Regions from separate parts of the Mus musculus genome. Here region 1 is linked to region 2. The links are chromatin loops, found by intact Hi-C in ENCODE. Cell type or tissue: left cerebral cortex. All regions are shown on one strand. Links, peaks and the distances in the headings refer to the core of each region. The heading gives the core; the rest is flanking DNA. Region 1 has its middle 12 kb from the start of 1700057H15Rik. Region 2 holds the start of Pou3f1 (POU domain, class 3, transcription factor 1).

The links. Hi-C counts contacts between places; a loop is a spot of excess contacts. Peaks named below come from ENCODE experiments on the same cell type or tissue, not always from the same donor. Only the 100,000 strongest peaks of a DNase experiment are listed, where the experiment ranks them.
Region 1: it touches region 2 in a loop (3-fold over the local background); 1 of 42 quality-filtered maps calls a loop at or near these places.

The regions. Positions count from the first base shown.
Region 1 is chr4:124,489,417-124,505,957 of GRCm38, reverse strand. No RefSeq gene overlaps it. Among named protein-coding and RNA genes, the nearest start is that of 1700057H15Rik, 12 kb to the right of the region's middle. In left cerebral cortex, for the core only: no CTCF peak of the experiment used is centred there; DNase peaks (open chromatin) are centred at 7,284 and 7,685; H3K4me3 peaks cover 405 bases.
Region 2 is chr4:124,656,445-124,672,985 of GRCm38, reverse strand. It overlaps Pou3f1 (POU domain, class 3, transcription factor 1), which reads right to left and starts at 15,340. Exons shown (of 1, transcript NM_011141.2): 1 at 12,331-15,340. The coding sequence starts at 15,279. The coding sequence ends at 13,930. Gm38545 (predicted gene, 38545) reads left to right here and starts at 4,794. Exons shown (of 4, transcript NR_168615.1): 1 at 4,794-4,943; 2 at 6,883-7,017; 3 at 7,753-8,352; 4 at 8,508-8,692. It overlaps Gm2164 (predicted gene 2164), which reads left to right and starts at 15,499. Exons shown (of 11, transcript NR_168006.1): 1 at 15,499-16,146. In left cerebral cortex, for the core only: a CTCF peak has its summit at 9,783 (motif pointing right); DNase peaks (open chromatin) are centred at 8,520, 9,516, 9,766, 12,917 and 1 more place; H3K4me3 peaks cover 1,300 bases.

The DNA of each region.
Region 1 (16,541 bases), core at 2,779-10,778, 160 kb after region 2:
GATCCAGAGGGGCGGGGAGCAGAGGCACAGCTGGGAAAAAGGACATTCAGTTTTCATTTGCTCAACTTTGCTTGTGGCTAACTGGTCTTCTACCTCACTGCCCACACAGAGGTCAGTCCCCTGGGCTTTAGAGGCACACACAAATAACACTGTCCTGACTCTCTCCTCCATTACCAACACCTCATTCCCCTGGTGCTGCAGATACATAGTCCCGTGTCTACACTTGTGTGCGTGTGCGCACACATACATACACACACACACACACACACACACACACACACACACACACATGCACACTCACACACACACAGAGGTGCATGCTCATGAACCGAGTTCCCTTATTCAAACCTTCTGTGTTCTACCATCACAGATATCTGGATTTTTTTATCCCCTCTCATATAAGCTGTGCCAAGGGACACAAACCATTGGCCGTGGCACTAGGTGGACTGGGTCCTAAGGTTTATACAACTGTCACAGCAGGCTCCCGTTAAATCTGGACACAGAACTTTAGCAACTTTGACCTTATCCCGTTGTGAGCCTGTGGACCCATTTCCCTAGGCTAGACCAGTTCTTTGCTAAAAGGTCACCTCCCATGAGACATCTTCCTGGGAAGATGCTTGCTGTCTCCCATTCTCTACTGGGTTTTTCTTCTCATCACACACAGCACTGCCTGCCTCTTCTTATGCACTAATTATTTGATTATCTGCTCATTGTGTGTTTCCTTGACCTGAACAACAGTCTGTAAGAGCCCAGATCCCACCTGTCCTGTCACTGAGGGTCCCTGATGCCTGTGTGATGTGTTTTTAAGGAGAGAACTAGATTTTTTTTTCAGAGTTAAATCTAACACACACACATATTGTGCACCTGCTGCATGCCTGTCATTGTGCAGGATTCCTTGTATAAGCTACTCATTAAGCCAATCCCATAATGGCGTCTGCTCATGTATAAGGGCTGTAGACAATGTCAGGAACTTGCCATTATGTGGATACTCCAAATCCTCTCTCTTGCCTCTGTTGGGCCAGGGGGCAGCCGAAGACCTACAGGGCTCAGCGGTAGAATGATTTTATATCCTGACATCGATTCTCAAACTCAAGTGTTAGTTAGGCAAAAATGGTTGTACTGGGCAGCACTCAGAGGCAATTGAGATAGAACTCCGTGTAACTCTTGTGCCAATTTTAGAAACTACTATGCATTATAAAATTGTATTAGCTGTGTGCTTTTAGGCAAGATACTCACTCTGAGCCTCCGCGGTATATGTACCTATTAATAGCTACCTCGTAGAGTGTATGGGTTGTCTATGATGGACATGGCAGGCATTGGGTAAATTTTTGAAGCCTAGTTTCAGACTACAGGAAAGTGAGTTAAACTCCCGTGCCTCAGTTTCTCCACCTGTGAAGGTGAGCTATTGAATCAGGGTGAACCCTATTTGTGTCCTGCCGTGAAAGAGGTCTGCATGCTGAGTCCAAGCTGCCCAAAGGTGCAGTGTTTAGAGGTACATGTTGTACATGTAGTAGCGAGATTTGCCGTCTGGCAGGCGTGCATGTCCTTGGCACACGGAGGAATCATAGCACGGTTGTTGTTTGTGGGGCGGGAGTCAGTAGATGGTCAACTAAAACATTTGAAGATGTCACAGGACATCCTTGATAGAAAGGTTTCTTGCCTACTTTATCAGAAACACAAACTGTGCAGTTATAGATGTGTGTGTGTATGTGTGTGTGTGTGTGTGTGTGTGTGTGTGTGTGTGTGTGTGCATGATATATGTGGATGGGTAAATAGTGGAGGTCAGAGGTCAACATAAGACATCTTTCTCTATTGCTCTCCACTGTATGTTTTGAGACAGTGTCTCTCATTGAACTTGGAGCTCACTGATTGGCTAGGCTGGCTGCCAGCAAGCCCCCTAACCCCTGCTGTCTCTGTCTCCCAGTGTCTAGGTCACAGATACATGCTAGTGTTCTGCTTTTTTGCATAGACGCTGGAGATCTAAGTTCAGGTTCTTATGCTTGTACCGCAAGGACTTTACCCACTGAGCCCATCTCCGCAGCCCAGCAATTAGACACTTATTCATTCATTTAACAAGTAGTCACCGAGTGCTATCATATGCGAAGCACCATTTTAGGTAGTAGAGAAAACAAGTCAGGCACAGTCCCTACTCATATGGAGCACATAGGTTAGTGGCCATAATGATTTTTAAAAATCCCAATAGCCATCTTAACGACAGGAATAATGACTTCCATTAAAAAGGCACATTACACTGTGTCAGGCGCTGGCTTTGTGCTTCATACATTGCACTTTACTGAACCATCACAGTGTACCTATTGAGTTAATATCCTCACGTTAGAGTTGAAGTGCTTGTCTTAGTTAGGGTTTTATTGCTGTGAATAGATGCTGTGGCCTCAGCAACATTGACCTGGGCCTTACTTACAGTTCAGAGGATTAGTCCATTATCACCATGGTGGGAAGCATGGTGGCATGCAGGCAGACATGGTACTGGAGAGGCTCTGCCATCCCAATCCAAAGGCAGCAGGAAGAGACAGTGAGACACTGGGACTGGCTTGAGCATCTGAGACCCCAAAGCCCACCCCCAGAGACATGCTTCCTCTAACAAAGCCACGCCCACTCCAACAAGGCCACACCCACTAATAGTGCCACTCCCTATACAGGGGGGGGGGCGTTTTCATTCAAACCACAGTGCCTAAAGCTCAGGGAGAGTGTGCAGTGTCTCCACAGTCACAGAGCTAGTGAGTGGTGAGCAAGAAACTTAACTCAGATCCATCTGTTTCCACAGCCTAACTGCGGCCTTTTTCTCAGAAGGAAATGTCTGAGACAGGAGTCTGGGAGTGACGACCTGAGGCCTTCCACAGGAAGGACAGTGAATGAGGGGAAGAGGAGAGCGTGTGTCCCAAAAGCCCCCTGTTCAGTCCACAGTGTGTGGAGCCTCCTTACAGCTATGGATGGCAGGGATACTGGCCATGGTGAGCCGCACACAGTCTCAGCTCAGTGTGTAGGGGACAGTGAGTGAGAGGAAGGACTGGCTTGGGGCTAGCCTGGGCAATGGCCTGAGCTGGTGGTGTTGTGACATCTTTACTGTCTAATTAATAGAGTCCTCAGATAGCAGGCATAAGAGGCAGCACTGAGGTTAAGGGCCTAGGAACCAGGAGAAATAAATAGACTTCTCCAAGGGAAATGTGGATCCCAGACAAGGTGCCTACCCCATAGTCCACTGAGGGTCTATGACGCAGGCAGGCTTAAGTGTCCCTTGGAGCTTTCTGGGGACAATACATATGGTCTAGGGGAAGGGCCTGGATTGTTCCTCTCAATCACTGTTTTGGAGAAGTAGATCTGAGAGAGATCCCTTGACAAAGTGGTGACCTCATTGAGAAGGGCCTGGAGTTTGAGGTTCCAGCCACCTCTGTGTCCCTAGTAAGGTGTCCAAAACTAGGGGACAGGAATCCCAGGCTGACAATTGTGCAGCCAGCTCCCTATGTCCGCTGTGATTCCCCTAGAGCGGGATCCCAGGACTTCCTGCCAGGGCTTGGTGGTCCAGAAAGCTGCTTGATAGGAGGAAGTCTGCTCTAGGCCTGGAGTCATCAGGGCTGGCAGTCTCTGAGTAAAGATGGCCAGGGAGAAGCGGAGAGCAAGTTCAGACAAACTTGGAAGAAGGGTTTGCTGAGGAGGAGCGAGAACAGAGTATCCCTGAAAGGACACACGTCAGATGGTTGCTGGGCTCTGCTTAACCTCTGTGCACCAACAGATCACAAGGCAGCACACAGAAGGAAATGCATACCCATCTGGCCTTGAGTTTGGAGAAGCTGGAAGGGGCATCCAGGAGGGTCTGCTCATGTAGGCCAGAAGATCGCTACACTTACAGCAGCAGTGGCCGCACCCATGTAGAATGAGAGCACAAAGCTCCACTTCTATGTTCAAATTCTCCCATACCTACCTATGGTGGCCACACCAACCAGATCCTCGTGGTGAAAGGAATTCTGGGAAATGTAGTTTTAGCTTTGCCTAATGAACTGCCATATGATGTGGCTAAGTTCTAGACCCGTGAGTCTCAGTTCGTTTACCTATATTGTGAATGAAGTCAGCAGCAAATCCTATTGCAAGGCTAAAAACAAAAACACACAAGCAAGCAAACAAAAACCTATCCTGGTATAGGGGAAGCAGAGGCAAGTAGATCATTTAAATTTGAGACCAAATTGACCCACATAATGAATTTGAGGCAAGCAAGGGATATCTATAGAGAGAGCCTGTCAATGTATATGTATATGTATGTGTATGTGTATGTGTATGTGTATGTGTATGTGTATGTGTATGTGTATGTGTATGTATATGTATAACAAAAACAAAAAAATAAAATAAAATAAAACAAGAAAAAGAGACCAAATAAAAAACTGAAACCAAAAAAGCAGCTTGCCACAGAAACAAAAACTTCAAAAAGGGAAACAAAATAAAAAAAATAGGCAAATAGCCACAGTGACCTCCCTTCTCCCTTTTGTATGCAAATGACAATGGTCTCCTTGAAATAAACCTGCTAGTGCCCAAGGCCACAGGACCACCACATGGATGTTGTCAGGGCTGGGACAGGGCTCAGTGCGCTCAGCAGGCTTTCTAGCTCAAGGTCAGCTTTCCTCAAACTGCTGCCTGTCTGAGGTCAGAAAGATGATTGACCAGGGGGCTCTTCCTCTGGGAGCTGTCTAGACTGAGGGGACAAGCTGCTTAACAGTATGGAGACCTGGGGGGGAAGGGGGACAGATTCTGTCACTGAGGAATGAACTTAGACTGTGGGGAAGGACATCCAGAGAGAGAGAGGAGCTCTGAGATGCCACATGCACAGTGCACTTGGGTCGTGGGAGGGGACAGGCTGAGTGATCATCTAGGTTAGGGCAAGTGAGAGAAGGGTGTGGCGAAGCCTTAGTTTGCTGTGGTGTGCTTTGAAGCAGAGACCAGTGAGGCTCAAGACTTCAAAACTGGGGGAGCAACCAAACAGGAGCCCCTGTTTCGGCAGTGGGTGTTCCTCTAAGAGTTTCTGCCGGCTCCTCAGGGTGAGTGCGCAGCTCCTCAGGGGTTAGCGGCATTCTCTGTCTACACTGCATACGTCTGAACCTGCCTGGAGAGCTTGCAACACTCATTGTCCTTTGCTGGTTCTTGTGCTCCAAGCTGGACCTCTCTGATTCCCTCTGCTCAGGGAGGGTCCTCTGGTCTAGAGGCTGTCAGATGAGACAGGCTTTTACCAGTGGACAGGACCGTCAAAAGGCATTTCCAGGTAGCCAGAGCAGAGTGGCTTCCCCACACAAATCAGCAAAAGCTACAAAGGATTTCCCTACATTTTATCCGTAAAGATCTAACATTCCGTCCTAAAAACCAATGGGCTAATCTCCTTCCATCTTCTGCCACATTGTTAACATTTTTTTTTCTCTCCCCAGAACTTCTTACTAGTTCCCATCTCTCCCAGGTCCTTTGGGAACTCCAGATTCTAAGCTTCATTCAGTCCTTTCATGACATTAGCATCCCTTTCCAACAATGTCCTAGGATGAGGCCCATTATATCCCAAACAGGCTTACTGAGTTGGTGCTCCTTTTCCTCTAGGGAGGCTGTTGGGTAGCCGCTTCCTAGAGCCTTCTCTCATACTGAATTGTAGTATTCAGGAGGAACTCTCATAAGACTCAGGAAATTCCTGAAATGTACAGGATCGACAAAACCTGGTTCTAACTTTATAAAAGTTTTTGTTTGTTTGTTTTTGTGTTTTTGGTTTTTTGTTTTTTAAATGTTGGAGGGAGGAGGCTCTCAGTGGAACTTCCTACAGGTTATGGAAGGAGAGCTTGGGATACAGTTTTCATGAGTAAGAGAAAGACCCAGACTGGAACAGATTTTCTGGTCAGATCAAATATCTTTGTGTCAGCCATGCTTTTCGAAGTGACCCCTCATCTATGCTTCTTTAAGTAGCCTTATAGATACATTGGTGCAGTAAGCTAGGCTTGGGTGGGGTTGCTTCTTTGGTTGGTTCTTAGTGCCCTGTGTAAGGTAAATAGACACTTGCTTATGTCTCCACAGGAAAAGGATCATATACACATGTGCAAGTGCACACACAGTCACACAGATACACGCACATCTTTAATATACAATAAATCTATACAGATATATTTTTCTTCCTACTATACAAGTAGGAGTCACCAGATAGGTCTGTGGACATTAAGTGTGATAATTGAAATACTGACAACAATACAGAAAAACTTTTCAGGTCACATATTGAGATTTTTGTCAGTGCTGAGAGTTCTGTAGACGCCTACATCTCATGTCTAGATGTATACACAATGGCAAAGTCATGTTGCCTGTGCTAACCACAGGATATGCCTTGATTCCCAGCAGTAGAAGACGTGAGATAATCCTCAGAATGTGTTATATGTGCTGACTTAGAAAGATATTCATGACATTGTTAAATGAAAAATTGCAAATAAGTTATGTGTATATGTACACACATAAACACACGTACACAATTTTTTTTTGAGACAGGAACTCTATATAATCCTCCTGTCTTGGAACTCCCTATGTAGACCAGACTGGCCTCAAATTCACAGAGATCTGCTTGCTTCTGTTTCCTGGGATTTTATCCGGCTTGGCTTATGTATTCATACATACCCTCCACACCAGTTTTGTTTTTGTTTTTGTTTGGTTGGTTTGGTTTTTCAAGACAGGGTTTCTCTGCGTAGCCCTGGATGTCCTGGAACTTGTTCTATAGACCAGGATGGCCTTAAACTCACAAAGATCTGCCTGATTCTGCCTCCCAATGCTGGGATTAAAGGAGTATATTACTCCCATCCAGCTAAATTCAAGATCTCCTGTCTTAGCCTTTTGAGTACTGGGGTTACAGGTTTGTGTCACTATGGCCAGTGAGACATTTTTTTTAAAGCCTTAAAGTCTATATAAATGTGTGTATGTGTGTTTACAGACATAGAAAAATCTCTAAAAGGGCAAACTTTAAACTGTTAGTGGTAGCAATCTTAGGGTTACATGACTATGGAGAAAGGGAACATGTTTCCCATATTTCTAGGCTTGCATTTCATACCATAAGCGCATATGGTTTATCTACATTTTTACATCTATGACTTCTAAAGAATGTTTAACATGCAATGCCAAGGACAAATGGTAGGATTCAAAATGCTTATACACGGTGGTCACGACTTGGCAGAAGCAGGAACCCAGGGAGAGGATGTCCTAGAAGAGTCAGGAAGCTACAGAGTGGTGTCCAAGGAGAATTCTCTCACCCTTCCAGAAAACTGGGGCATCTTGAATTTCTCCTAGTACCTCCTCCGTTCCTCCCCCAGCCTGTGTTCCCATCATTTAGAAGTGGCAGTGGGTATCAACTATTCAATTATTTTCAAATAGTTGAGCCTGGATCTGGATTGAATAAATCACATTGATGCCAATTTCCAGGGAAGCCCTTTCATATTTTATGATTCGCCCCCCACCTCTCCCCTGCCTGCCTTGTGCTCCTGTTAATGAACCAGGAGACTGCGAAGGCTGCTCGGACGTCCCCACTGTTAAACCCCACGTGGAGATGCGGCTGCAGAAAGCACTGTAGTTCTGGGTTTTTTCCTTTCCCTCTTCGACATCCTGGGGAAATTGATATGCAGGCAGGATTACGCTTTGTTTAAAGCTCAGCCCTGGCTTCTGAAAGAATACATTATCCAAATCGGCGCATGCGGTTGAAATTCTGCAAAACTCACTCGTGTCACTTGTGGCTTGCCAATGAGATGTCCAGCCAAGTCTCAGGCAGCACGAATGCTCTGCGCGAGAGAGAATAACTGTGGAAACTTACCCAGGAGGCACTGCGGGAGTCAATCATTTATTGGACTGGGGATGCAAGGTTGGCCGGGCCAAGTACCTCTACTACCCATGAGAACACTGATGGGCCACTAACGCCCAGTCAGGGGACTGTCTCTGCTTCATTCCCCTTTCCTGTTTCTTTAAAATTAAGATTTGTTTAAAGATCAGATTGAATGGGGACATGGAAAACAGAGCCCCCAATGCCCCACCCGTTTCTTTCTTTTTGTGAACTGATTGTTAAAGAATTAGTTCCATTTTGGAGGGTGGAGTTGTGGGAACACAAGAGTCGGAGCTAGGCTTAACCATGTGACTTCCAGCATCTCTGTGCATCTTGTCTGTCAGGAGGAGAGTCAGAGGGAACCCACTCATTGGTGACAATTTGGGACCACTGAGGTTTGCCCCACTTGCTCTTTAAATGTTAGGGTTTTAATGATTTAGGAACCAAAAGAATAACTAAGGAGCCTAGCAGTCATTATCTCAAATAATGAGACTTTTTAATGCAAAATCAATGTTTGTTATAATGAAAATAGATTCCTCAGCTCCTGCAGGGCCAAATGTACAAATCTTTTTCTGCTGTTAAATAAAATGTGACGGCTCATTTTCAGGACGGTGGTGAGCATTTTTATTCAAGAGTAAAAATAAAATGTCAGAACTTATTTACTTTTATTAAGTGCTTATTCGCAATCAGACGCTCTGATCAATATCTAATTGGAGGTGGGGAAACAGAAAATCATTTTCATGGCAACTTGAGAGGAAGAAAGGAGGAAAGGAAGAGAGGAAGGAAGGAAGGGAAGGGAAGGGAAGGGAAGGGAAGGGAAGGGAAGGGAAGGGAAGGGAAGGGAAGGGAAAAGAATGAAGAGAAAGCCACTTAGTATAATTTTAATTACAATAGCAAATGCTCTTCAAGTGGATGCTTCATGTCCAGCCTGAGTTCTGGACTCAAGTTTTGTCCCAATATAGTAACCTGCTGTGCAGTGACCTTCAATGGTCTCTTTGCAGGTGATGAAACTGAGCCTTCTAGAAGACAATAATTGCCAGGGTTTCTGGTGAGGCAACACTAAGTCTGTCTGAGCACTGAATCCTAGCTCTTGAGCTACCTGTCCATTTTCTCCATACCTAACCCCACATTTGACATTTTTGTTTCATTTTAAAAACACTTACTTACTTATTTATATAAGTACCATAGAATTCACATGGAATTCAGGTGGCATCCTGCAGTAGTCAGGCCTCTCCTTCTGTCATGTGGGCCTTGGGGACGACTCAGGAGCAGGTGCCTTCCCTGAGCCATCCTACAGCTGTTTTGCTAGTTTGTTTCATGAGTTTGACCTTTTGAAACAGGGTGGGTCTTGTGCTTATTGCAGGCTGACTTCAAACGTGGGATCCTTTTGCCTCAGCATCTCAAAGACAGATATTACATGCCCAGCATTTATGCTTTCTTTCAATTAATTTGTGTTTGTGTGTGCACATGTGTGCATGAGTGTGTGTGTGTGTGTGTGTGTGTGTGCGTGCGCGCGCGCGCGTGCATCCCTGCAGTGTGTATGTGTGTGCATGTGAATATCCCTTCCGTGTGTACCTGTGTACATCCCTGTAAAAATCAGTTTTGGTTTCCCACTTTGTTGAGACAGGTCTCTCTTTCTGCAGAGGCCCACAGGTCAATCTGATGGAGGCAATTAGTGGAGGTTTGCTCATCCGGGGAAACTTTATATCAAGTTAACAAAATGTACCCAGCACATTTTGTGACATTCTCAGTTTATGTGAGAAAACTCTGTACAGAGAACTTCCATTTTTAGGCTCACTTCTCTGATGTAGTGGATCTGTAACCTATCGGGAAAGACCGAAATGTTAGAAGGGAGTTGAAATTCTAGCCTTTTGCTGGCTACCGAGTGCCTTGGGAAACCCTCCACACCCTCTGTGAGAGTCTAGATCTCATAATGATCTTTGATTTTAAAATGATATCACTTCAAAGAAGAGCCTCTGGGTATGAACCACATGTGTACATGGATGCCAACGGACAGTCTAGGGTGTTGTTCCTCAGGTAGCATCTATTTATTTCTTAAGACAAGGTCTCTCCCTGGGACTGTTTCCACTATCCCAAAGATGGGGCTACAGATACATATACCACCACTCTGCCCTTTTTATGTGGATTCTGGGTCTTGAACCCAAGACTTCTTGTTTGTAAGACAAATACTTTACTGACTAAGCTTTTTCTCAGTCCCAGGAAGAACCTTAGTGATAGACTCTTCACCTGGAAGTGTAAGCAGAAAGAAACCCTTTCCTCCTCAAGCTGCCTGGTAATGGTACCTGTCTTAGTCAGGGTTTCTATTCCTGCACAAACATCATGACCAAGAAGCAAGTTGGGGAGGAAAGGGTTTATTCGGCTTACACTTCCATACTGCTGTTCATCACCAAAGGAAGTCAGGACTGGAACTCAAGCAGGTCAGGGAGCAGGAGCTGATGCAGAGGCCATGGAGGGATGTTACTTACTGGCTTGCCTCCCCTGGCTTGCTCAGCCTGCTCTCTTATAGAACCCAAAGACTACCAGCCCAGAGATGGTCCCACCCACAAGGGGCCCTTCCCCCTTAATCACTAATTGAGAAAATGCCCCACAGCTGGATCTCATGGAGGCACTTCCCCAACTGAAGCTCCTTTCTCTGTGATAACTCCAGCTTGTGTCAAGTTGACATACAAAACCAGCCAGTACAGTATTCCATCACAGCAAAAGAAACCCTAACTCAGGCACCACAATCCTACCTCTTACCACCCCTATGAGGTCATTTCTGTCATTATTCACATCTGCATTTAGCAGAGAAAGAAGCCACGAGTTTGATTTATGAAGCTACTTACCTAAGGCCATAAGTAAACAATGGAGCATAATTTGGCACCTGGAAGCCTAAATTTAAACCTCAGCCGTTAATCACGTTTTTACACCTGTTACGGTGCAAGGCCTATTGACTTTCACCTGCAAACCCCATCTCAAACCCAACTCCTTGTCACCTCCATGACTACAATTCTGGGTTCAGATTCTTCCAAGAATCTTTGAACTAGTTTCTCCCACATTTATTCTTGCTTCTCTATCCTTCTGTACCCACACATTCTTAAAAAAAAAAAAAGCAATCTGTGGGATTCCTTAAAAAAAAAAAAAAAACAACCCATCAGCTCTATTGAGATACAATTTACATACAATAAGTTTCTTTGGTTTTAAATGTACAATTCAGTGAATTTTGACAAATGCAAACAGTCAAGTTCACACATTCAAGATATAGAATGTCTCCAAGGATATGTGTGTGTGTGTTTAATAAACTTGAAATCAAAAAATGTCACTCTTCTGCCCAGCATGTTCAAAGGGTTCCCATCTCTCTTAAGTGACAGTCAACATTCTTACAGTGTCTCCTGGGGTCATGATGAAAGACAGGCTGTTGTAGGTTTGCAAAATGATTTTTTTTTCCCCTAGGGCACGAAGGAAGACTCTATTTGTATTCCTTGCGTATAGGTAGGAATGTGTGGCTAGCTCCGGACATTAGAAGTGGTTAGCAGCAATGTCTACACCTTTCAGACTTGGGTCTACATCCTTAGAAAAATGCCTGATGTTTCTCTCCTGCTTGATTCAAAGTTCCCAGGGAGTATGTTAAGTTTGAAGAATCTTAGAGCTACTTAGAAGTGGACTTTAATAGGGTAACAGGCAGGCAGCCTCGAACCTGATGAAATCTGAGGTCTATTCATGAATTCTAGATGAATTCTAACATCTGAACAATTTGAAGGCTCTACTTACCCTGGCCCTTGCCATAGCTTGAACCCACACACTCCACAACAGCCACACCCTTTCCCTTGCTCTTCAAATGCCCATGGGAGTTGTGCTTGATGCTTGAGGCAAGTTCAGTATGGGCCCATCTGCATCCCAAGATCGTCCTGTTCTAATTCTTGGCACCTGTGCATGTTACCTACAATCACAGAAGAGACTGGAAGTATGAATAAGTGAAGGGCGTTGAGATAGGAACATGATTCTGGATTAGCTCAGCGGGTCAATGCCATCACAAGTGTCTTCATACAAAACAGGAAGAAGAGATTTGACCACAGAAGAGAAATCTTGTGACACTAAAGACCAGAGCTGTAAAGAACAGCCAAGAGCCAAGAAATGTCAAGTGGAGAATGTGGCTTCCCCTGTCGGGGGCTCCAGGATGAGCCAGATGACTATCACCTTGATTTTACTGTTGAGAGACTTGCTGCAGAATGGCAAGAGCACTGTTTGAAGCCACTGCATTTGGGCTCGTTTCTGCCCAGCATCAACGTAAAACTCATTGAGTGCTCCTGTGGTCTGAAGTGCTCCTCCCTTGGATAACTGGGAGGCTTCCACTTACCTCCTTTGTGGCCTTGAGTGTGCATTTGTCACCTTCTTAATGAGGGGCTCTCTCAGTGCCCAATTTAGGAGAGAATGCTGGAGCTCCTCCCTCTCCAGGGACTGTGATAGGCATTGTGCATACCACATGTTTCCTGAGTTCATTTGCGTATGTCCTTTCCTCATTAGAACATATATTCTAATAACACAGGCTCCTCACTAGCTCTGGCCATTGCTCCAGCTCCTAGATCAATATGTAGCACACAAGTCAGCCTGTAGTAAGTACCTGCTGCGTGAATATATAAATGGCTAGATGACTGAGATGGGAAATGCTTGGGTTTTTAGGTATGCACTCTTGCACTGCCATTTGAAGAGGGCTGATGCTCTTTTTTTCTAGGTGTGGTGTAGGTACTTGGGTGAGATCTGAGGCCTGGTGGTCTCAGCTCCAAAGTGCTGCACACTTGAGTCAGGAAGTCAACTCTGGTTTGTCTTAGTTACTGTTCCACCACTGTGATAAGATGCCATGACCAAGGCAACTTAGAAAAGAAAGCATTTAATGTGGGGCTTGTGGTTCCCCAGGGTTAGAGTCCATGGTCATTATGGTGGGGAGCTTGGCAGCAGACAGTCAGGCATGGTACTGCAGCAGTAGCTGAGAGCTTACTTCTGGAGACAACAACCACTGAGAGAGAGAGAGAGAGAGAGAGAGAGAACTAACTGGGAATGAATGGCATGGGCTTTTGAAACCTCAGACCCACCTCCAGCAACACACCTCCTCCAACAACAAGATCACATCTCCCAGTTCTTCTCAACCATTCTATCAACGGGAAACCAAGCATTCAAACCTTTGAGCCAATCAGGGCATTCTCAACCAAATCACCACATGGTTGCAGATGGAAATATGCAGAGTAAAGTCGGGCTCCAGGAAGGCCTGGCTGGGAGCTCAGAGGGGAGCAGGCCAATCTTGGGAGAGGGACATTTGGAGGGGGTGGTAAGGATATGGACTGAGAAGGGCACGGGGTTGTCAGGCAGAAACTGATGATGGAGATGAGGTGTGTGTCCCTTTCACAGAAATAGAGACTGGGTTAATTATGAGATGAGGGATGGCAAGGTGCCAGATAAAGAGAGACCTGGGTATCTTGCCAGTAGACTTCATGGCAGGGAGTAGACAAAGAGGAACAGTAAGTATTACAGGAGAAGCATTGAAAACCAGGAACAACTTAAGTGTCAGCTGGCCTTAGACAGTCTCTACTTCTCTGCAGCCTCTCCCTAGTGTACATTTGTGCAGGTGGGTGCTCTGTGCAAGCCCTCAGAGCTGGCTAGTCCTAGTTCTTGAAGGTTTCCTACAGATCAGCACCCTTTGACCAACATATTACTGGAATTTTTGTCTCTCCCACTCTAAAGTGGAGGCTGGACTCCTGGGGACTTCAACATCCAGAGTGAGGAAACTGCTTCTGAGTGACAACATAGCTGAAGAATCCTTCTGACCCAGGGAACCAGCATGGGTCCTTCTGGAAATGCAATCTGGTGGGCAACTCAGACAGTCTCAGCATGACCAGTTTTCACATTGACAGAATCACTGCTCGGCCCAAACATAGTAGCTTTCAGACACTGTATAAAGGGGCTTGTCTACTAAACATGCCTTTAATCTCTAGAATTGTTGAGGTCCTGTTCCCCAGTTGGTTCTTGATGGAGCAATATCTATGCTAGCAGCCAATGGCTGGGTGGAAGAGGTGGGACTTCCAGGTTTCCACAGGCAGGCTAGGAGATGCAGGAGGGGAAAGAGGATTCACTATGCTTTGGAGGGAGAGAGAGCCACCAGCCATGTGAGATCTCAGGTGGAGAGGCCATTGGCCGCTTCCCCGACTGGGCCTGGGGTAGCAGGTGGGAGATTAAAAACACAACTGAGGGCGGATTTAGGATGCTGAGCAAGGTGAAGGTAATTAGGCAAGTAAGTTGAGGGCAGATTTAGAGGTGCTGAGCTAGGAGTAAAGGTAACTGAGCAGCTAAGCAGAGGGAAACAACGAGGTGTTAAGCTGGGAATGAAGGTAAGGGAATGTTAGCCACAGGAGGCTTAGAAGTGCTCAACCATTGAGCTAAGAAGCACATTAAAAATAAACTAATATATGTCTGTCTGTGTGTCTTTCATCCACAGATCCAAGGAAAACAGGGAGGTGGCTGGTAGCAGGGTCTGCCTGGAGCTTAAAATGGCATAGTAGAAACTACACACTACAAGTGATAGTGCCTGGATCAGAAGCCAGGCTTCTGATTGCAAAGTTCAGGTTCCTCACAAAAGTGTCATGGTCCACTCTGCACAGGGTTTCTTCCTGTGGGTCCTACGAATACCAAAACCTCCATGCAGCATCCTCTACCCTGAATGCAGCTCTTCCTTGCACTATGAATGTGGGCAACACACTAGCATAGGATCAGTCATTCCACAGCTCTGCTAACAACAGAGGGCACAGATATAGTTGTTACAAATATCTTGAAGTGTAATTTGTCCAGGTTGAAGATCCCTTATCTGAAATGTCTGGGAGCAGATGTGTACAGGTTGTGGTGTATTTCAGATTTGAGTGTTTGGGGATTAGAGAGGGTTAGTCTGTACTCCCCAGAAGCCACAGTTCTCAAGAATGCCATTCTATCTTGCTGCTTCATGTGGTAATAAAGAAACTCTCAGCTTTCTCGTTCAGACTTTTCTTTTTGCAATGTTGGGATCAAACCCAGAATTCAGTGCTTTCTTAGATCTACCACCCGATTACCCTTTTTTTTTCTTTTCTTTCATGAGAGGAAGAGCAAAAGTCTCACTATGATGCCAGGATTAGCCTTGAACTCCCAATCCCGCCGACTCTTTTCCAAGTGCTGAGCTTATAGGTGTGAGCCACGGTTCCTGGCACAGATTTGATTCCTTGTAGTTTGCTACATAGATTTCAGAAACAGCTGTCTCTATCTGTTAGCCTGTAGATCTAATTTCCTGCATTTTAAAACATGCTGAGTCTTAGGCACCACTGGAACTTGGCATGAGAGTGGCCAAGAGCCCCTGCATGGAGCTCCTCTGACACTTGAGGAAGTTCTTGTCTTTATTCCTGTAGGATCAATTGGTATTTTAACTCTCTATTTTAGAGATGGGAATTGGGCTTAGAGAGCCTTAGCCATTCAGTCCCAAGTCACCTAGTCAAGGCAGTCTAAGGATGGGGTTTGACCTCTTGGGCTGGCTGTAGCTCATAAGTACCAACAGTTCATCCAGGGCCTGCCGCTTGCTCTCTCTGATCCTACCGTAGACCATAGCAACTAAGTCTATGTGCATTTGGCAAGAGTAAAGAGGGGAGTTGGGTCCCATGTTCATCGGCTCATTCCCAGCACTGCCAGGCTTCCCACTGCCATCTGTCTGCTTGGGAGGGCTTTCTTCCAGACTAACCTCAACACTTTGTTTATTTCTCACTTCCAGGGTCTCCCTTCTCCTCTTTAACCCTTATTTGGCCCTGTCTACACCACCTGCACTCCCCTTTTCCTGCTTATGAGAACTCTCTATTGTTAATCATCAGCAAAGTACTCTATGTCCTCACCCTCAACCCTCATGTCCCTCTGTGTCTATTTGGAGGCACATCCACTCCCAGAGGCTGCTGACTATCCTCTGCTTTCTCAAGTAGAGGCTGCTCTTGATTCTTTAGCCTCTGAACCAGTAGGCACGGGCTGTGGAGCTGCTGTTCTCCTCTCTCCTCCTTGATGCTCTCGACTCTCATTCCCAGGCATCCTCCCAAACCTCTGCTTGAAGGCATCAGACCCTTTGAAGCTTCCTTTCCCAGCACCTGTAGACCTCCAGACACTCTCCTTTACTTACCCTGAAGATGTTTACATCCTGAGAACTCTTTCTCCAACACTGTCCTGCCCCAGTTCCTCATGTTTTCCATAGATGTAGACAGGACCCTTCTCCTAGCATCAAGTCTTACTTCTCTGGCCTCCTAAGTTACTTTCACTTTACCTTTCATTCCCAAGGTTAAACATCAGTGCTGATCATCAAAAACAACTCTAAGGTCTGAATTGTTCTACTTTCTGAATGTTCCTTACTGACAGACCCTGCTATGGGTGGTATCATTGTATGATCTCCAGGAGTCTGTTCTCTATTGGCAAAGGGGAAGGGCTGCCTCTTCTGCCATAGAGGGCCCAAGAGAAACCTGAAGTTCAAGGTTTCCAGACTTGTCTACATGAGTGTCCTCAAGGACTCTGGTAAGGGCCTCAAACTCTACCTGTCAGTCTATAAAACATTTGTAAATGAAATGCATTAATCATTAATTCCCTTCATTGGTCTACCCCTTATAATTAGATCCTTGGTTCAATTTTCAGCACAACCTACCTTGTGGCTGCTGGTGATTCAGCTCCTCTAAAA
Region 2 (16,541 bases), core at 5,272-13,271:
GCGCATGCGCACCCCCCCCCTTTTTTTTTTTTTTTAAACTAGTCTGTGGAAGAAGTAAGGCGCTCCCAGATAGAGCCAGTGGATATCAAGACACTGTTTACTCTGTAGTTTGGGGTGGCAGGTGCTTAGGCCTAACACTGCCCACCTGTCTGGGTTCCTGATGCTCCGCATCGTTGGTTCTCCAGCGAGGCTGATAGTCTCTGGGGTTGGGAGACTGCTGCCGCTAGAGCTCAACTTGCTAGATGAAGATCCTTTCCTAGGTCCCCAGAGCATGGGCCTGGGCAGCAGCTCCTCCCCGAGGACGCACCCCTTTATTATGCGTTCCTGCCCCCTCGCTGCTCAGGCAGGCAGCGGCCTTCATTAGCCAAGGAGCCGGGGTCTGTTTTGGCTGCCTCATCAGCATCAGTGAACTGCGTCCCTGCGAGATTTGATACAATTTAATTAACCTAATTAAAAGCTCTGATTGCAGAGATGATTGGGGTAGCGCCAGCAGCGACTGCATATTTATAATGAGCTGCAAGGTGTGGGACCGCAGCCAAACGCCACGCATCCTAATGAGCGGGAGCCGGGAGCCAGGGAGCGGGAGAAGGAACGTTTATTTTTGGCAACAATGCCCAGTTCCTCCCTGCCAGGGAGTCAGAGACCCAGGGAGCAGAGACCGACCTGCCCACCACTCTCTTCTGCACAAGGTGAAAGCAGAAATGTGGGCTTTTCCTGCAGGCGGTGTTGCGCCTTTGGACACCCCCCACTTGCCCGGAACTCGGTGCTAGGGTCTCTGTTTGCAGAGTGGGGGTGGGGTGGCCGGGGCCCTTCCGCTGTTTCTCTCCATCTCTGGGAGCTCGGGACCACCTTCAGAGCCGTTCTGAAGACACAAGGTCCTGACTCATTTCCAGGCTCTCCTCTTAAATTTGTAAAAGGAAAGGAGGCCAACCAAGACAAGCTCAAAGGTGAGGCGAGATGTCAGAAAAGGGGTCTGAATGTCCAAGAGTCCCAAGTGAGGATCCTGGGCCTAGAGCAGGTAGGAGAAACAGCAACATAAACTCCCTGCTCATTCTACAAGTTGGAGTCTGGTATACCCAGCTCCTGGCTCCCTCCGAGGACCCTGCCCACCTCCCCTGGACTCTCCTCTCCCACTGCCTCTGTCTAGGGGAAATCTCGGTTTGTCTGACTCAGCGCTTCCGCTGTAAATCACATCTAATAATAACGAGAGTGAGAGCTGAGGCAGAGATGCTGTGGGTGAAGGGACGCACTGCCCAGGTGTTAAGGGGGCAGGGGTCCCTCGGTGAGCTCCAGAAGCCTTCATCAGAGGCCAGGAGGGAGAAGCAGGAAGTGGCCTTCTAGCCCCCTAGTCCCTCCTGTTCTGGAGTGTTCTTTGTATGTATGGGTCATGAGCTCAGCCAGGCTGGCCCAGCCCCCCAAAACTGTGAGCACTGCCAGGACAAGATGAGATTTGTCCCCAGCCCACCTTGCAGACTTGCAGCTTTTTAGCACCCTTATCAATCTTCTCTGTGGGTTTAATCATCTCTCTGTCATCCTGCAGGGCCAGCCCTCCCCTTCTGGAGCTCTTCAGCCCCAGCCCCTCCCCCAGGCACAACCCTCTTCCCTCACCTGACACCCCTGGTAAGAGAGACACAGTGGACCAGGGTGGTTTGGCCTTACATTTCAGTGGTAAGGGCTGAGTCAGGGGCTAGCTTTAAAGAAAACATAGGACTTTGTATTGCAGAGAACTGGCAGAGAACGTGCCCTACCTGGGTCTCCATTTGACTCCATTTCAGACTGGGTAGGATAAAGCCTAAAGGTTGGCCATGACCTTCAGCCTGGACTTGAGAGACTCCTGTGCAGGTGCAGTTTATGTTCTCGCCAACCCTGGCCTTCTTGGGGGGCTCAGGAGCCTGTGGCTAGGAACCATGAGCCCATGACTTTGTGGGCATCTTGGGAAAGAGGGTACACAGGAGTCAATGGGGCCTGTGTTGTGGTCCAGGCTGGGAGCCAGGACACAAGGGGCTCCGGGGCGCGTCCCAATGCTGACGTGCAAGATGACCTTCAGGGCCATATTTCAGCCTTCTTTGCTCTCTCTTTCCCCCCAGAGCATCTGTGGAATGGGTGAGGTGGGGGGGGGGCTGGGGTCACATGATGGCATATCTGCCCCGAGGAGAACAGAGGAAAGGAGGCCCTTCCTCCCTTTGCTCCCTCTCTCAATGCCAAGGGAGGGCCCTCCTCACCACTTCTTGAGGATCATGTGAAGTCTCAAAGAGGAATGGGGTCCTGTAGGGCATCGACGATGACATCATCATCATCATCACCACCACCACCACCATCATCATCATCATCATGCTTGAAGGACTCCCCAGTGGAAGCATTTCTTTGGGAGCTTATTATGGCTCTGGAGATTCACCAGCTCGCCTGGGCTGGAGAGGGTTTTCCCCCTACCACACACAGAGGCTGGGCTCTGGGAGACAATGGAGTGTTGACAAAGCCTCAGTCCTGGTCTCACATGACCTGACCAGGGTTGTGGGTGGACTGCACGTGGCCAAGCCGCCAGAGCTGACCTTTGGTCACTGGCTAGAGAAGAGAGGAAGCCATGAGGTCTCCTGCCCACTCAGTACCCTGGGCACCCTGCCACCCGACCCCAGGAACTGCCCTCTGGGCACACACTCTGCCCTCCCACTACCTTCCTTTCAGCCTTCTGTTCCACCACGGGTGAGAGTGGACGCATTCTGAATGTATTCGTGTGTGTCCGGCTGACTGTGAGGAGGGAGCACACGTGGGCTGAATGAGAGAGAGAGAGGGAGAGAGAGAGAGAGAGAGAGAGAGAGAGAGAGAGAGAGAGAGAGAGAATCATGTCTGGGAGTTCTTCTCAATCAGGAATGAAGAAGACCTGACTTCTCTGGGGTCTAGCACCAGTGACGAGGCCGGGCTTTCTACTTGGTCTCATGCTTTGGTCTGGGTCTGGCAGCGGCAGAGGCTGGGTCTCCTGGACACATCTTGTTTCATCCAGGAGGCCAGGCTCAGTGTTATTTTCAAACATAAAAAGGGATAAAGTTGGCATGGTGGCTCACACTTTTTTTTTTTTTTTTTTTAAATTTATTTATTTATTATATGTAAGTACACTGTAGCTGTCTTCAGACACTCCAGAAGAGGGAGTCAGATCCCATTACAGATGGTTGTGAGCCACCATGTGGTTGCTGGGATTTGAACTCTGGACCTTTGGAAGAGCAGTCGGGTGCTCTTACCCACTGAGCCATCTCACCAGCCCGGTGGCTCACACTTTTATCCCAGCATTTGTGAGGCTGAAACAGGAGAATCTTGGGTTGAAGGCTGGTCTGGGTCACGTAGCAAGAACCCGCCTTGAAGTGAACCAAACAAAAACAACAACAAAAAGCCAGAAGACTTTGAGGGGGTTGTATAAGTATTGTACTCAATGAATAAACTGGAAAGGCAATGAGTGAGGACGCAGGGCATGTACACGCACACACATGTACACATACACCCTGCACACATGCACTTCAACACATATGCCCACGCACGATGCATAGATGGAATTAATATACATGGAACGTCAAGAGAGCCAGTCTGGTTCTGAAACAGGTTTCTCTTTCTTTCCCCTCTCACTACAATTCTAAGGTAAATGTAGCAATGGGTGTTGTCTCTAGAGAATCTTCCATGATGTCCCTAAGGTGTTGAGATGCAGGGCTTCAGAGGGGAGCAAGCCAGTACAAATGACTTGAGCGTGTGCTTAGGAGGCAGCCTGCCACCCGACTTTGTCTCATACCTGTACAAACATTATCGGAAAGGGAAAGTTTTTGGCTGTTGTTTGGTTGGTTGGTTTTGAGTCTTTCTTTATTGGCAGGCTCTTCTTCTTTTTGTCCAGTAGGTCCACCTGTTCAGCCTCTCTATAGCCCTGAGATCATACACAGGGATGCTAGATAGACTTGGATTAGACAGAATGGGGTGCCAGGGGTCAGCACAAAGGCCACTGGGAGAGGAGGGAGCACTTGCCTAAGATGGACTCTGGATTTTACTAGGGAGGTTTCCAGGAGCTTGCCCATCTCCTTCCCTTCTGTTCTCCCCTAACCTTTTTCTCCTTCCTTCCCATCCCCACCCTTGCCAGGATTTCTCTGTGTTGCCCTGGCTGTCCTGGAACTTGCTCTGTAAACCAGGCTGGCCTTGAACTCAGAGTTCTGCCTGCCTCTGCCTCCAAGTGTAAGGGCTGGAATTAAAGTCACAGACCACTATGGTCTGGCTCTGTTCTTTTCTTTGACCCTTGATCCCCCCCCCCCCCCAACACACACACACATCTAGTCCCATCAGATACTCAGGGAGACAGTATGGGACCAGTCCTTAGCAATGAAGCAAATGTGGGAGCCTGGTGGGGCTGGGCTGGAGGGTTGGTGCTACTTCATGGGCTGGGGTTAGGGATGGCAGAGGCTGAGGCTATGGTTAGAGCTGAGATTTGAAGTTGACATCAAGTTGAATATGCAGGACAGTGGCAGTTGGCAGGGTACACTTTTCAGTCTTGACGGGGTCCTCAGATGCTTATTTTTAGTGTCTAACGCAGATGCTCTCCTCCAATGAAGAGTGTTCGGTGTCTGCTCTCCCTTGGAGGGGCGGGACAGGTCCCCTCCCCCTGCTCCCCACAGCTGAGCAGAGCCATACATCACCAAGGGGCTGGGGCTCCCTAGATGTATTGCCCTAATACGTCGCTATAGCAACCCCACTCTAATCCTGCATTATTCTAATGTGGTCTCCTCCCCACTGTGATGTATAGCTTGGGTCTCAGAGCTGCTGGTCTCAAGCATCCTAGGGATGGGTAGGTTGGAGGTTGCCTTTACTCCCGTGGGTCCCATCTCGCTTCTCATTCTGTGCAGGAGGATCCTTTGTGAGGTTGGCTGTAGAGGTGGGGGTCTGGCCCATCAGCCTACCCTCCTGCTTACCCAGAGAAGGTAAGCAGCAGGTCATGTGTGCCCAGCCCTGGTACACGAGAGTCTGACGCACTGATTCACGCCAGGCCGCCTGGCCTGGGGACCTGGGGCCTTGGGGTTGGGGGCCAGGGCAGGACAATAGCTGCATTCCGCCTGTTAGCCACAGGCCCCCATTGTTTCTGTGGACACTGCCTGCTTGAGGGCTGCAGTTCTGGCCCTCACTCCTCCCGAGCAAGCGTAGGATGCTCCCTGGACCACTCCCCCGTGGACCATAGAGCGGTGATTCATGGGGTGGCTAGGGCATAGCAGGCTCCAGCTGTGCCCAGATTCTGGGGAGCAGGAGGGGGAGGTAACTGAGGATTGTTTGTGTCAGGGGAGGGGGGCTGAGCAGCTCGAGCTGAGTCCTCAGGGCCCTGAACACCAACCACGTCATCTCCTATCTTTCTTCTTGTGTGGGCTGCTCAGAGAAGCCCCATTGTCAAAGAAGCAGGCCCACCCAGGCTAGAGGGCAGGCGACATCCTCAAAACTGCCAAAGACCCCCATATTGCACGGGTAGGAGTTGAGGTGATGGGGTTCGCAGGGGTTTGCTCCCAGTGCGCATGCCGGTACTGACAGGGCTGGAAACAGAACGTCACCCCGCAGGGCCCTGGTGTTTAGAGGTGCCTGGCATTTTCGATAGAAAAAGGCAGTCCAGTGCTGGCCTTGAAAGAGGCTATGCTATTAGGCTGCTTCTTCCCAGTGACCTTTGAAACCCCTTACATTTAGCCCAGAACTTGACATTCCTGGGGTAAGAAATGAGAACTAAGGCCATCTAGACTTTTGCCACAGGCTGTATCAACTATAGCTTCTTTGGGGAGAGGAGGGGAGTGTGGAAAGTTCCAGCACTTGGACTCACACAACTTCGTAGATATGACAACAGGTTTCATCATTACCTTCTACACCGTTTTCTCAAACACCCTATATGGCTGAGGGGCAGGAAGGGAATGAGACAAAGCTAGAAGAGCGTGGAGGTTAGAGGCCATCAGCCTTCTTGACATTCGTTAAGCAAGAAGATCGGATGAATGGATGGCAGATGATGGGTGGGTAGCTGAATAGGTAGGTAGGTGAATGGCTGCATGCAAAGGTGGGTGGCTCGGTGAATGGAGGAGTAGCTGGCTGGAGAACGGACTGATGGATAAGTGAATGGAGGAATGGTTACTTCCTAGTTTGAGGTCCAAGGTGACAAATGATCCATTTGGTGACCCCAAATGTCTGAGGCTGGTTAACCTCTGCTTAACCTCTGGCTAGGGTTGCAGTAAAACTACTCACGGAGACCTGAAGGAAGCTTCAGTCAGACTTTTAATCTCATAGTTTGGGACTCCATCGGGTTTAGAGGCCGTGAGCCCTGCACTGAATCTTTTGTGCTAGGGTCAAAAGTGTGCCACGGCCTGCTAGAGGAGCGTCCTGAACAGGGTGGGAAAGGCGGAAAGGTTCAGGATTCAGGAAGGGTGAGTGGATATGGTCTGAGGGTTCAGGGACTTGTCTCAGGGATCAGGCCCAGATCCAGGGACTCCTGAGCAAACCTCTATCCACTCGTCCTGGCTCAGTTTAATGCCTCTGTCTGGGTGCTGTTTCTGCGAGCCCAGCACAAAGCCTTGCCACACAGGGCTTAGTATTATAGCCTCAGAAGACATGGTTGGGGGAGCAGGTTTGCCACAAATTGGAACTAGGCACTAGGCTTAAGAACTGCGCCTGTCATTGATTTTCTGGGTCCCTCTGAGAAAGGCCTTTACCATCCTTGGGCCTCAGTGTCCTCACCTGTGGAATGGGGATGGGGATTTTAGACCTAATTATCCTAGAGTGGTTTTATGAATGAAATCATTTTAGAAAGGCAGGAGTGTTAGGGGAAGCACTTGACATTTTTTTTCTGCAATAGCTCAGCATTAATACACACTGTACATATAAAATTATTTTTTACAGCTAACATTTAATGGTACTCATGATGCGGGAGGCTCTGAGTGTTCATGTTATATATCCTCTCAACTGTCAAGTCCTCACTGCAGTTCTGTGGGGCTGATGCTGTTCTTATCCTGGCTTACAGAAGAGGAAACCGAGGTATGGAGAACTTAAGGAACTTTCTGTAAGACTCACGGCTAGTGGATAGGACCATGAGGCTGAATGCCTGGGCAGATGTTAGGTCTCCATCCTTGGCTACAATGTGTTTGCTCAGTGATGTGGAGGCTTGGAGAGGGCCAAATAGGGGGACTTCCTGATCTTCCTAACTTGGCAAGTTATCCAACTTTCTTTAGCCTCCTGGGATTTATTTGATTCTGGGTAGTGGAGAGGGGGCCGTAGATTTTACCCAGTTAGCTGGCTCTAACAACCTTGATTCCCGATTTCCACGCCTGCGTTCTGGGGCTTTCCTTTTCTTGCTTTGAACAAACACTCAACATTGACTACTATTTTGCCATTGGCCTTAGCATAAAACAAACTGGGGCTCAGGAGTCAGATATAATGGCTTCTATTCCAATTGCTGGCATTTACTAATCTTGCTGCCCTGACTAAGCTAACACTCTCCTGGCTGCAGCTTCCTCTTTTATAAAATGGGGCTATATTGTGTAAGGCACTCAACATAAAGTGTAAGGTGAGTGATGGGTGTATATTATATAAAAGTGTCCTTGGAAAAAGTGGGGTCCCTGGTCAGAGGTAGAGGAACACCACCTTATGGTGTCCTTCCTTGAATGCTAACTTCTGAACCCAGGCCTCAGAATAAAACGATTTTGATTTATTCATCGTTTATGCTAAGTATTCTGAGCATTATCCCACTTAATTCTCAAAACAACTCTACAGTACAGAACGGCCATTAGCGTCACACCGGGAAACTGAGGCATGGAAACGTGAGTGAGTTGTCGGTTCAGGTCCCATAACTGTGCTCTGCCTCCCCAGTCACGGCAAGTTTCTTGGAGCTTTGATGAGGATAGACGGCAGGTGATCCACGGATGCCGAAGGGAGCTTTGCCACAGGCTGGGATGCTTGGGTAGGTCCTCCCAGCTTGGGTAGGTCCTCCCAGCTTGGGTAGGTCCTCCCAGCTTCTGCATAGAGGGAGTACTCCGTCCTCCCCAGCTCGGCTTCTGCAAAAACCCAAGCAGGGTGACTCCAGGCCAAGGGAGCAGGGACTGTGCTGTGCGAGGTCCAGGTCTACCTCGGCTCAGGCTCCCGCTCAAAGCTGAATAACCGGGAGTCCTTCAAGAAGGATTTCTGAGAAGCCATCAGGAGTGAGTCATTGACTTAGGGAGGCGATGAATCAACCGGGAGTTCATAAAACGGCAAATGAATCGGGTGTGAGAGAGCAACGGAGCCACCGCTATTCCCCAGAACCCTCCAGGGACAGAGAGCCGAGAGAAAAGAAATAAAAATAACACGGGGCCTTATGCCTGCTACAAACCCGAGGCAAGCCCTCTTTCCATGTGGGAAGATAGGGTGGGAGAGAGGGACAGGACCCACTGGTGGGTGACGTGGGGCAGAGGAGGCTCCCAGGGCGCTCTGGGATCCCTGGGTCCGGGCTGTGGGTGTAATTAGCCAACGCTCTTTTCCCTTCTTTTCAGGAGTCCTTACAAGAAAGAACACTGATTTTGACGAACACCCAAAATAATGTGAGATCAGGCTCATGCGTTATGCATGAGGTCTGATTTAACATGAACATTATTTCTTGTGTACGAGACCATATGCCTCCGTGCTGTCTCTGCAGCCTAATAAAACCCAGACCCACCCTGGTCAGGCTCAGCAGGGAGCTGTGTCCACTGCTGTGTGGATGGAGATGGGGTGGGCAGGGGAAGGGTTGTAAGCACAGTGCTCCGGGGCCCTGGGTCATTTGAGGAGAGTCCATTAAGATTCTCTGAAGAGAAGTGGGAAGCAGGGGGTGGGTTATCTACTCTTGGAGTATACAGTGGGTATTACTTCATGAAATGCTAGAGTGTGTGTGTGTGTGTGTGTGTGAGAGAGAGAGAGAGAGAGAGAGAGAGAGAGAGAGAGAGAGAGATCAGGAGCCCATGACTAGGTGAATCTGGGTTCATCACAGGGGCGCATGGGGACCTGTGCATAACGAGGTTTTACTGTTCTAGCATGACGGTGGAGGCTGGAGCTAATTGCTGTGTGTGTTTGTATATATACACGCATATGTATGTGTGGGGGTGTGTGTTTAAAAAATAAGATCACACATACATACAAACACACAGCCTAACTTTAATTATCGGAAAGGAGCAGAGAGAGAGAGAGAGAGAGATCTGGGAGGAGCTGGGGCAATGATGGTCGGACAGGGATGGATTTAGAAAGTGGTTTGCGGGGTGAATGCTTAGAAACCTGGAAAGGAGAGGGTCTGGCTAAATGTGACAGCAGATGGTAATGTGTTTAGTTACACAGTACGGGGGTCAGGTGCCTGGACTCCCAAGAGTTCAGTACCAACCAGAAAGCTGGGTCTGGGTGGCCAAACAGTGGTGTAGGTGAGGCTCTGTGTCTGTGTCTGTGTGTGTGTGTGTGTGTGTGTGTGTGTGTGTGTGTGTGTGTAAGCTGTTGAGCTGGTGAGAGGAGAGGTGGGGATGTGTGTGGGCAGGAGAGATGAAAGAGGCAGCATGTGGTAGTGGGTTTCTGAGCATGGCTGTGTGAGTGGGCAGGGTGGAAGAGGGAAAGGGATGGGACCACAAACCAGCACATTTGTGTGTGAAACAGGATTGCCTCCTTTGGGGCCTGAAACTCACCTCTGCTCTGGCTAGCAAAGCCTACCATCAGCCATCACCTTGAAGTTGACTTGGGAGAAGGGCATGCGCAACAATTAGGTCATTTTGATGACTGGGTGTCATGTCCCAGCTCAGGGACCAATAGAGGGCAGTCCTCCCACATGGAGTCTTGAGTGGCACTAGGGAAGCCCTCGAGACTTGAGAAACACTAACCGCTGGGTGAGGAACTGAAGTGTCTCTAAGCTGCCTCTAACCTGAAACTCTGGGAAGATCCTCTTGGCTAAACTTCTGGGGGTAGCTGGGCTAGATTACCCCTCCCACTTCACCCTCTGCCTAAGTGATTCTCCTTTCTGGGGCTCAAGTCCTACTGTGAAAAGTTCAGGAAGGAAGAAGATTGGCCCTGGGTGGCTCACATTGCCTTGCTTTTTCTCTTACGCAGACCTAGAACCTGTCTAGGAACTTCCAAGTAGCTCCGAGCTGGGAGCTATGATTAGGAGTCGGGTAGACCTGTGGACACTGAGTTGAATTCTAGGGACAAAAGGGTGACGGCTTGGACTTCATACCGCGCAGCGCAGAAGCCTGTATAACCTGCGGCAGGAGATGAGGGAGAAGGGCTTGGTGCTCAAGACAGGGTGCCTTCTGGGTTTGCCTTAACGACCACAATGGCTACCTTCCTTCCTTCCTTTTCCAGCGCTAAGAGGCCCTTACTCCTGTAAATACTCTAGATCAGATTCCCAGTAATAAGATGGATTCCCCCGTACCATGTGGCTCTGGGACCAGTCATGGATTCCCACACACACAGCAGAAGACACAAATATCAGCAGGTATGTTTTCTCACGCAACCAGTCAAGTTCTACTGACCTGCTCTGTGATTACAGGAAATAACTTTGAGTGTCAAGGGTGAGAGATGGCCTCAGAAGTTCCAAGTTTGCAATGGAAGGATGCACTTCTCAGACCGAAGTCTGAGGAACTCTGGCACAGGCAGGTAGACCTACATCCAAGAAACCCAGAAGCCCACAACTGATGTGCCTTTCTTCAACTATTCTGTGGAAGGGTTAGGACTTTGGGTTCCTAGGTTGCCTGAAGCAGGGTAGAGATCCCAGGCTGGTATCTCATTAAGCCAAACCCTTGCAGTGCAGGATCCTCTCCCTCCCCCTCTTTCTTTTTGTTCTATCCCTCAGCTGCTGCTGGCTCTTGGGGGGCTGCATTGTTTTGCTATTTTTGAGTTGACTTGCTTCAATAATAAGCCCACCCTCTTGTACAAGATTAAGCAGACAATTAGGAAATCAATCAATCAATTGGTGTCAACTGGAGAGAAGAGGCCTGTGAAAGGCCTTTCCAGTTTCCCAGTTTCAAAACCTGCAGAGGCTCTGGGCTGGCAGGGCAGGGACTGGAAAGCCAAGTTTCATTTGCTTCCATATTGGGACGGCCCCATTCCCCAAGTCAGGGACAAATCTAGGGGTGGGAGAACTAGGGGGTAGGAAGGAATATGGGACGGCATCAAAGTTTTGTATGTTATACTGATGTGCCAGCCCAGCTAAAGACCACAGGTTTGGGGGTCCTGGAATACCTGACTCTGGGCATCACCCAGTCCACTAGCTAGAGCCAAGGGCTTCCCAAGACCTGGACGTGAGCGCCTTCCCAGGCACGCAGGTTCGCCTGGGCTACAACTTTCTCCCCAGCCGAACCCACAGTGCCTTCAACTTTGCTCCACAGAGTAAGAACTTTGTATTTTTCCTGAGAAGGGAAAAGAACTGTGCTATGGAAGAAACAGGAAGGGATGTTTTAAAGGGAAAAAAAAAATTATGTTGACTGGATGCTACCTTGGGTTTTGAGCTGAACTTGAGACCTGTCCCCAGTATGGAGACTTTCTGAGTGATGTGGCCACTGAAGCATTGAGAACATCTCAGAATGTTGGTTTTCCCCCTTTCAACAGCAAACTCATCTCTCCCTCCCTGCTGTTCTTAGTTGTCTACCCAGGAGCTATGACAAGCTTTTCCTGCAGCATAGTCTATGCCTCCACCACTAAGAGTGTATGGGACTGGTAGTTTGCAAAGCAGAGCTAGCTTTGCCCAAGGCAAATAGGCAAGACTCCCTCCCAAGCGGACTTAGTTCTGCCGGACTACTGAATGGACCTCAGACCGAACTTGTCAGAAGTCCAATGTATCTAGGTGGGCTTGGGTACCATTTGTTTGGATGGAGCCAATTGGGGGTAGGAAGCCCCTGACTAGGTTTCCAGTTGCCCTATAACTCTGAAACTTGGCTTGGACCCCGTTCATGGGACACAAGGTGAAATCAAAGTTAGGGGTTGGGGTGTCAGGCACGGGAGGCAAGGCTGGTAATCCAGGAAGAGGCGATCTGCTGCTTTGGCTGAGAAGAGTGTCAGCTTGTATCCAGATTCATGGCTGACCCCAGGTTCCATGTTATCAAGGGTTTTTACTATCCTAGGCCCTGGTCTGGTCTTTGAAGGCAATGGGAACAGGATGTGATTCTTGCTAGACTGTTGTACCTGGGCCAGGTGCCCAACTGCTGACCAAGCAAGCAACAGGCAGGCAGTCCTGTTACTGACCGAGAAGGAGGCTGGTGTTTCCCTTCCTTTCAGAGCCCAGAACTTCAGGAGAGGAACAGGCTGGGGACTCTCACCGCTTCCTGCAAATCAAGCCCAGCCCTAGCAGTAAAGAGAACAGGACACAGCCCTGGGGTACATGTTTATGTGAGTAATAAAATATTTACTATAACATAAATATAAAGGGAACTTCCCAGTCTACATTATTATTATTTTTTGCAATAAAGATACAAAGAGAATGGACCAAAACATTGTTCTGAAAATAATAAAAAATAAAAACAAAATTTAAGCTGAAACCTTAACAAACAGATGAAGAAATGGTGAAGGGGGAAGCTCCAAACACATCCAGAAAATAAATAGAGATGGGTCAGAAATTAGGAAACCATATTAAAATATCTTTTTCGGTTTAGTCGGGCATACAAACCCTTTAGGATGGGGAGGGAGAACAACCCAGAAAACCAAAAAATAAAAACCAAGCACAAAGTGTTTCTTCCCCCCCTGCCAGTGTGTACATATCTCACATATTTACATGGTTCCCACCTCACCCCAAATTTGGAGAATTTCTCCCCAGGGTTCCCCCAGCATCCCGCATCCCGCGGGGGCCGGAAAGAGAGCAGGGGGAAGCGGTAGGGAAACAGGCGCAAGGTTCTTGGGGGGAACGGGTTTATTTCTACAGCTAGTTAAAAAATAGTTCCAACTTTTCCAAGTTTCGTTCGTTAAGGCCAGGAGGGGCAAGGCCCGGCGGGGAAGCAGTGGCCCGCGATGCGTGCTCGGTCTTGCGGGTGGAGATGCCCCTTCCCACCCGGGTGTGCGTGGGAGCGCAGACCCTCTCTGCTAGGCCAGGAACCGAGCCGAGGGCTCGGGTAAAACGAAACGAAAAATGAACACTCAAAAAAAATTTTTTTGTTAGTTTTTTTTTTTTTGTTTTTGTTTTGCGTTCTTGAAGGAGGAGAGGGGAAGAGAAAGGGAAAATAAATTAGGCTAGATTAAAGCTTTGGCTATTTCCTGCTTTTATACACAGATGCGGCTCTCGCGGCCTCCCCTCTGGGGCCCCGATAAATACAGCATACAGCGATTTAAATTAAGGGCGCGGGCGGAGTTAGAAGGACCCCAGGAGCCGAGAGGCTCCACGAATAAATAAAAACCGTAAAAAACCAAGCCCGGAGAAAAGGTGAGGGGGTGGGGCGCGTCCAGGTGCGAGAGAAGAGGCGCGGAAAGAATAAAGTGACAGCCCCCACCCGTGACCTGCAGGCTACAGGGAGTCCGCGCCCGGGAGAGCTGCTGGGGACTCTCCTCTCTTCGTCCATTCTCCCGGGGAATCCCTAACCCCGCACCGCGTTACCTTTCGCTGTGGGGAGGCCGCTGCCGGGATCCGGCCCCGAACAGCCCAGGGGCAGGGGCGGGGGTCGTCGAGGGGATGGGGATAGGGAGCAGGCAGTGGGCACAGGGCGCCCAGAGTGAGTTGGCGCATTCTGGATCTTCCGCTGCTCTCTCCCGGGACTCGGGCGACACAGCCTCTCGGCCGCCTTTCGCCGCTCGCTGGAGAGAGGGGTCGGTCCCGGGTGTTTGGTTTTGTTTAAAAGTTTCTGAGCTTTTTTTTTTTTTTTTTTTTTTCCTTTTTGTAAAATCCAAAGCAAAACCGAATAAACAACAAAAAGAGTCCAGGCCGCGCGCGCTAACTGCGCGCCGGAGGCACCGCTGCGCCGGCGGGGAACCCAGTCCGCAGGGTCACTGCACAGAGCCGGGCAGTGTGTGGTGGTGGTGGTGGTGCAGCGCGGCCGGCGGGGGTGGCGGGGGCGCAGAAGGTGGCGACGCGCTGCCCCCGCCAGGCCCCAGCTCCCCAGGCGCATAAACGTCGTCCATGGGCGGGTGGCCCGCGCCGGCCGCGGGGGTCATGCGCTTCTCCTTCTGCCGCCGGTTGCAGAACCAGACACGCACCACCTCCTTCTCCAGTTGCAGGCTGTCGGCCAGGCCGGTGATCTCGTGCGCAGACGGCTTGGGACACTTGAGAAAGTGGCTCTCGAGCGCGCCTTTGACACCCACCTCGATGGACGTGCGCTTCTTGCGCTTGCGGCCCTGCGCCGCGATCTTGTCCAGGTTGGTGGGGCTGCCGCTGGACGAGTCGGTCTCCTCCAGCCACTTGTTGAGCAGCGGCTTGAGCTTGCACATGTTCTTGAAGCTCAGCTGCAGGGCCTCGAAACGGCAGATGGTGGTCTGCGAGAACACGTTACCGTAGAGGGTGCCCAGCGCCAGTCCCACGTCGGCCTGGGTGAAGCCCAGCTTGATGCGTCGTTGCTTGAACTGCTTGGCGAACTGCTCCAGGTCGTCGGAGCTGGGAGCATCCTCGTCCGAGTGCTCGCCCACCGACGAGCCACCACCGCCCGCGCCCGGGTGCAGGTGCGCCGCCGCCGCGTGCAGGCCGCCCGCGTGTGCATGTCCGTGTGCGTGTCCGTGTGCGCCCAGGTGCGGTGGTGGCGACGGCTCCAGCTGTGCCTCGTGGCCGTCCTCGTGCAGTGCGTGGTGCAGGCCGGGTCCCGCGCCGCCGCCTCCCGCCGCCAGCATCCCGGCCAGGCCGCCGCCGCCGCCACCGGGGTAGGCCGCCTGAGCGTACAGCCCGAGCGGCTGGGGCTGGTGACCCCCGCCGGCCCCGGGCGACGGCGACATGGCGGGGCCCAAGTGGTGCGCTGTGCCGCCTTGTGCCCATGCCGCGCCCGCGTGGGCCGCCCCTTGGTGCACCAGGCGGGCGTGGAAACCGCCGCCACCGCCGCCGTCGTCAGCTCGGCCGGTACCGCCACCGCCTGCCTTGCCGTGTTCCAGGTGCGGGCCGCCCGCCCAGTCGCCGCCGCCGCCTCCTCCCGTGGGTAGCCATTGAGGGTGCGCTAGGCCCACGGGGTGGCCCGCGCCCGCGCCCAGCCACTCGTGGTGCATCAGCTTCTGCACTTCGCGGTACGCGGCCCCCGCGTGCAGCCGCTCGGCCGCCGCTGCCGCCGCCGCGGCGGCATCGGGATGCATGAGCGGCCCTGTGCCCCCAGCTCCGCCGCCGGGGCCCCGCGGCAGATACTGCGCGGTGGTGGCCATGCCGCCCCGCGCCCTGCGCCGCCCCGCCGCCGCCGCCGCCTCGCTCCGTCTGCGGGCCCCGCCGCCGCGCTCCGCCGGCTTAAAGCCCGGACCCGCTGGGCGCTCCGGAGCCCCACCCCGCCCGCCGCCCATTGGCTGCCCGCGGAGCCGCCTCCCGCCTCCCGGCCCCGGCCTCCTCCCCCCGTGCCCGCCCGCCGCCGGGGCCTGCAACCCGGAGCTCGCTATTGGGTCTCGCTCCCGGGGTCCCGCGCGCCGGCAGTGCTGATTGGCCGCTGGGGCTTCATTCATGACCCCCACCACCACCGCCCGCGTACACATTCACGCCCCGGGGGCGCGGCCGCCACGTGGGGAGTGGCGCGGGGGTGGCACTGGGACCGCACCCCCTCCGGTCCCGGCTGCGTGGGCCCCGCTCTCACCGCAGCGCGGGAGACTCGGAGCCCGGTCGGTCCCCACGTTCCACACAAGCTCAATTTCCGCCTGCATCCCACTGGGGCGGGCGGGGGATTGCGGGCTCCGGGAGGCGCTCGGGTTCCGAGCAGAGACTCAGCCCCGCACTCTTCCCTGCGCTGCGCCTCTGCCTGCGGGCCAGGATCCCGCGAGTCTGGGCTGCAGCGAGAGCGAAGCTGCGTGGCTTCCCGGCTCGGTACCGCGCGGCTGCTAACCTCCGGGGCCTCGCCTCCTGCGGCTGCCAGGTCGCATCGCGTTCTCCCAAGGTCTTGGTTTTCCCTCTACTCCCTCTAGACTCAGCGCCACAACTAGCTGGACCTCTGCAGTCCTGAAAGTGCAGCAGGCACGGACAGATTCGGATCGGCTTGGGCTTCACGCCTCTCGCCGGCTCGCCTTCCTTTCCCTGGGCACCGAGGCCAGGTGAGTACCGCGTGGGCAGTGCTGAGCCAGGACAGTGAGCCGCTGAGCCTGTACGCGGAGATGCAAGCTCCAGGAACCAGTTGGGCTCCAGGGTTCTGGAATGAGAGAACCTCGGGGTGGAGACTGGTTCCAGAGAAAGCGCCACCAGTGGGTGGGGAATGGACACTGGGCCCTGTCCTGCGCTGCTGTAGCCTTTTCGTGTTGTTTTCCTCCCAGCTGGAACCGGTGGTCTGTCGGCAGCGCTGGTTGTGCTGGGGTTATGCCGCCCGGAAACTTGCAGAATAGGATTTGTGGACTGACTTAGGGAAGGACAGTTGGGCACCTCGGAAATCCAATGTGCAGGCTGGCAGCTGGCAGCTGGCAGCTGTCTAGCCTCCCGTGGAGTCAACTCGGAC